Linked DNA regions of Mus musculus: region 2 is linked to region 1. The links are chromatin contacts, found by Hi-C or POLR2A ChIA-PET in ENCODE. All regions are on one chromosome and are shown on one strand. The core of a region is the stretch at or near the end of the contact, and the rest is flanking DNA. Distances in the headings are between cores, read along the strand shown. Region 1 holds the start of Zfp787 (zinc finger protein 787). Region 2 holds the start of Zfp78 (zinc finger protein 78).

Region 1 (2,635 bases), core at 39-2,538:
AGCACAGCACTCAGTGACTCCAGAGAAGCAGGAGGGGAAAGTTACCTGCACTTGACCCAAGAGGCTTAAAGCTTTCCCCAGAGCAGAGGCCAGATCTCAGCTAGATTCTCAACAACGCCAAACATGGAGCCTGAATCAGAAATTAAGGGGTTGGGGGAACCCATCAGGTCTGCGTTTTTAATAACGACCTGGGCAATAACGCCTAAGGTCGTCCTGGGTCAGGTCTCAGCTCCTGCTTTCCAACCCCAGTTCATGTTCATTTTCCTATCCTGGTGTTAAGACAGGTGTCAGTTCACTCCCCACTCACTTCTTCGTCTGTGGATCACTTTTCCGACTGACCTTTTGTAAGTGCTGGGGCACACATTCCCGGGGCTTGGGGGTCACCCTATGACCTAACTCTTGTACAGATTGGAGGTGGAGGCGGGAGGTCTGCTAAGGGGCGGGGCTCCGCGCTGGACCCAGCCCTGTGTCCGCCCAGGGGAGGAAGGCAACAGTCCAGGCGGCCCAGGACGACCCACACGGTGCTGACCTTGGCCTGGCGCTTCCCCTCCCAGGACGTGTTTCCTGCCGCCGGTCAGCACGCGCGGGGGAAATAGATGAATGAGCCTCCCGCCACCTGCATCCCGTAATTACTCGCTGGATCAAAGGCCAGCGCATGGCCCCCGAGGCAGCAACGGGCCAGGCGACTCGATTTGAGGAAGGAGAGGACTTGGGAGAACTTGGGCCGAGACTGACCATGGGCCGCCGTTTCCGGTCAGCCCAATCCAGGCGGCGGGGTCTCTCCCCACATCAAGCCTCGCCCCCGCAACAAGTCCCTGGCACTTCCGGCCATGACCGGCTGCAAGTCCAGTCCGGGTGGCCCGGACCCCACCGGTTGGATAACCCAGGTGCCTGCCGGCCCAGCACTGCCGCCGGAGTAGCGCACGCGCATTGTCCCAGGCCGCGGCGCCAATCTCTCCCGCGCGCGCGCGCGAACTCCCCGGCCGCGCGCCCGCTCACGCCCACCCCCCCCACACACACCCCTAACACGACACGCACGCGCACTAGTCCGCTCTGCCGCGCTCGCCCTCCCGCCTCCCCACCCACCCCCGTCCGAAGCCCAGCTTCCCGACGCGCTCTCATCCCAGCCACTCGGCGCACGCCCCCCTGAGCCCGCGGCCGCCCTCACCTCCGCGGCCCCGGGGCCGTCACGCCGCACTCTTCCTCTCGCCTGCCTCGCGGATGGTGGCAGCGGCGGCAGCGGCGACTCAGACCCTGGGGTCAGGGGGACGGGCGCCCAGGCCGGAAGTGACCTTCCCGGCCGCTTCCGCTCGCGCCTCTCCCTCTCCTCCCCCTCCCAGGCCGCCACCGCTACCTCGCCACTCTAGGCAGAGGAGCTCCAGGACCCCTGACCGCTACCCCCTCCGGCTCTATGGTACGGAAAGGCGCCTCGGGACGCTACTTCCGGAATTATCTAGGACCCAGGTCCTCCGTTTTGCTCTATGGCGCCTCGCTCCGAGGGGCTCGGGCCCCGCCCCCTCCCCGGACAGAAGGCTGGGCTCGACCCGTTAGGCGCACACTTCCGGGTGTCGGGGCGGCCCCCAACCCAGCCTCGTCGCTCGCGCCTGCGCGGTGAGCTGCCCGCGGCGACGCTCCCACTACTCCAGTCCTCCTGTCGTCTCTATCATCGTAACCCCTTCCGCCCCGGGGCGCTTCCAGGCCAACGCCGGTCTCAAGAAAAAATTCGGTTCACGAGATCTGGAGTTTTTCCCCAAAATGTTTCCGCTCGAGCCTCCGGTGCGGGTTGCATTTTGGGACGACCTCATCTTGAAATCGGCCTGTTTTGCAGAGAACCAGAGGTCACATTACCTTACTAAGTGACATAGCAAGAATGACCTCGAACCTTCAGAGTAGGGCTCCAAATTAAGTGTTTATGACTTATTACTCTCCTAGAAGAAAGGTCCATCACAGTTTGGAGGATGCTGATGATGAAGAAAAGGAATGAAAGGACCCTCTACAGATATCTGCTTCCAAGGCACAATTTGAAACTTGAAAGTCAATGTCAGCTTCTCTGAGACAAATGGTATCATCATCACGTAACTACCTTTACAAAAGCAGGCGTCAGGTGCTGCTGACACTTGGACTAAGTAAGGGATGGACTTTTTAAACAAACTCCTCCTGCACCAGAGAAAATCCTGGGCAGCCTAAAGAAGCAAAGCCCACAGGCAAAACGATACATGACACCTGAGGACAAGCTAAGAAAATGGAAAGCATAGCCATCTCCTTAGCAAGGTGCTCCAGAAGTCTTTGCTCAGCAGACTGTTAAGGATGTGTAGAGAGTTAGAAAATTCAAGAGGAGGCCTATGCTGAGCCCTGTAATGGAAAATGTCCAAACTGCCTGTAATTCATGTTCAAGCGCTGGACTTCCGTGGTTAGATTAAAGATAAACCAGCCAGGACCTTTCAACGGGTGATAAAGATCACAGGCTGCTTGTAACTGATCAAAAGGCTAAAGGCGAACCCACAGCAGGGGTATTAAAATGGCCCCAAAGGTAAAGAGTAAACGGAGGACAGTAAAAAAAAAAAAAAAAAAAAAAATTAACTATCCCTTCCTGGCTCAAAGCTAACAAAACTAAAAGGCAAACTGGCAGCATCAG
Region 2 (2,635 bases), core at 80-2,579, 210 kb after region 1:
TTTCCCGCAAAGATCAAACTTCCAAGCCTTGCGTCGTGGGGGCTCACACCATTGATTTCAATTTGGAAGAAAACGAATGGATACAGAAAGATCAAGAGTTACCCATTTCGGAGGTTAGTCTGGGCTAACCACCTCAAATCTCCCTCTACAAAAATTATAATCTCAAAAACTAACAATAAAGATCGAGCTTGGTTAAGTAAGGGACAGTGACATCAAGGAGGCTCACAAAAGAGTGTGAGGGAAGCCTCACGAAAGGGTGGGGAGCCTAACAAAGAGCTGGCGCAAGACTCGCCCTAACCGACACGGCTAGGAATCCTGGGCAACCCTTCTGTATAATCACGCACTCAGCCACACACTGTCACAGCTCCAATCCGTTCTGCAAACAGTCTTAAATGGTGCCTTTCTCCTCAAATTCTGCCCTTTTTCTCTGACTCCTCTGAGAAGCCGCCCCTTCTCCTTCAAGCCCCGCCCTCACCTCGGGCTGCGGGGAGAACCTCCCTACTTGCTAAGCCCTGCCCCTCATCTCAGAATGCTGTAAACCCTCCCCTTTTCTGCTTAGCGCCAGGCTCACCATGCACTACGCTGAAAACCTGCTCTTTCGCCTCAAGCCCCGCCGCCCTCTAGATTTTGCTGAGAACCCGCCCCTTCTATACTAAGTCCCGCCCTCTAGAATCTGCTGAGAACCCGCCCCTTCTTCAAGCCCCGCCTTCACCTCTGACTGTGAGGAGAACCGCCCTACTGGCTAAGCCCCGCCCCTTCAGATTGCCGAGAACCCACTCCTTCAATGCTTAGCACCGCCCTCACACGAGCCGCTGAGAACCCGCCCCTTCTCCTCCAAGCTCCGCCCTCACCTCCGGAGGCGGAGACCAACCGTTCTTGCTAAGCCCCGCCCTCACCTCGGATTCTTCTGAGAACCCGCCCCTCCTCTAATCCCTGCCCTCACCTCACCTCACACAGAGCTGAGAACCCGCCCTACTTGATAACCCCGCCCCTCACCTAATACGGATAAGCTCCCGCCCCTTACCCACTTAGTACCGCCCTCTCCAGGGACTCTGCTGAGAACACGCCCCTTCTCCACCAAGCCCCGCCCCTTACTCCAGTTTCTTCTGGGAACCTTCCTATCTAAGCCCAGCCCCTCACATCAAACTTCTGAGACCCTTGCTCTTCTCTGCTTAGCTTTGCCTTCACCCTCAGTCTAAGAAACTGTTCTCCGTAGTACCCGCTTCTCATCGCAGACTTCGCTGAGTACACGCCCCTTCAGCCCCACCTTTCTCAGATTAAGCTCTTAGGTCGTCGCTGGCAGAGGCTGCGCTTGCGCACACATAGCTTGTAGGAAACCTCCCAGCGTTCCTCGGTTGACAGCGTCTGGGTAAGGCAGCTAGCGGGCGCTTGTTAGGGAGTGGGAGCCCGAGCGCTGCGGGCAGGGGAGATCCTCGTGGTCCCTGTGTTTTCTGTCTGGAGGTAGGCAGGCGGTTGCGTGGAATCTAGGGGGCACGAAAGCTCAGACGACTGGGCGTCCGGATCTAAGTCTGTGCTTGGGTGTGCCAGGCCCGTGCGTGTGTGAAAGGAACTGGGCTGTAAGTTTTCGGTGTGAGAGAGGGAGACAGAGTCTGAGAGAAATAAGTGCTGTGATTGTGAGAGAACTGTGAAATGTATGATGATAAGTGTGTCTTCCAGTGATCTGCATTACAGCACTTAAATGCTTGGAATCTCCAAAGTAATAAATACCTTGTTGACTGCTCTTGATTGATGGCTGACAAGACTCAAGGTAGTTTCAGAGTCGGTGCTGATCATCGCAGACGCTAAACGGGATTAGAGGATCAGTCCCAAACCCCATCCAGGAGAGGACAGGAGCTGAGGTTGATCACCAGATGCCAGTCCTTTTGTTGATGTTTCGAGACAGAATGTCATGTAATCCAGCAGTCCTCAAACTCTTTATGTAAGTAGAGGATGAGTTTGGAACTCTGATCTTCCTAACTCAGCCTTCCAAGTGCTGTAATTACAGGCGTGTGCAACCCACACTCAGATAAATGATTTACACAGCCATGCTTACGTGATGAAGTGTCCATAGCGACTCAAAAGGAAAGGATTCAAAGAGCTTTCTGACAGGAGTATTGTATCCCTGCATAGAAATCCTGAGAGGCCGTTGAGGGAAGTGGGTAAAGTGAAGATAGGATTGTGTTGGAGACTTCAAGATGTTGGAGATACTAGAGTCGTGGGGTAGCTGCAGCCTGAGTGTGGAACCAGCCCAAGACAGAGAAGTACGTGGCAGTCAGCAAAGCTGAAAGGATTCGGAGATCTGAATGACACAGAGATGCAGAATTTAGAGTTTGCCCTGCTTGTTTTCCGTCTTTGTTCTTTGGTCCAGTATTGATTTTCTTATTGTGCTCCTTTCTCTCCCTTTTGGAATGTGTTTTTATTTTTAAAGATTTATTTATTTTTGCTTGTATGGATATTTTGCCTGCATGCACAAATATGTACACCAAATGCATGGCTGGAGGCATGGATCTCCTGGAACTAGAGTTACAGGCAGTTGTAAGCTGCCATGTGGGTGCTGGGAATTGAACCCCAGTCCTCTAGAGGAACATCCAGTGTTCCTAACTGCTGAGTCATTTCTCCAGCCCCACTTTTGGAA

What was found. A loop is a pair of places that touch in the nucleus more often than their neighbours do. ChIA-PET counts read pairs that join two places held with the same protein, here RNA polymerase II (POLR2A).
Region 2: a loop to region 1 is called in a map of heart, with 2.1 times the contacts of the local background. The contact joins the promoter of Zfp78 here to the promoter of Zfp787 in region 1. A Hi-C loop is called at or near these places in 1 of 37 maps with a recorded cell type or tissue (heart). POLR2A ChIA-PET finds 5 or more read pairs at or near these places in 3 of 5 experiments (Patski and embryonic stem cell).

What each region holds. Positions count from the first base shown.
Region 1 is chr7:6,154,677-6,157,311 of GRCm38, forward strand. It overlaps Zfp787 (zinc finger protein 787), which reads right to left and starts at 1,289. Exons shown (of 3, transcript NM_001013012.2): 1 at 1,169-1,289. It overlaps Gm36371 (a long non-coding RNA gene), which reads left to right and starts at 2,543. Exons shown (of 2, transcript XR_391130.2): 1 at 2,543-2,635.
Region 2 is chr7:6,361,979-6,364,613 of GRCm38, forward strand. It overlaps Zfp78 (zinc finger protein 78), which reads left to right and starts at 1,330. Exons shown (of 5, transcript NM_001025163.1): 1 at 1,330-1,369.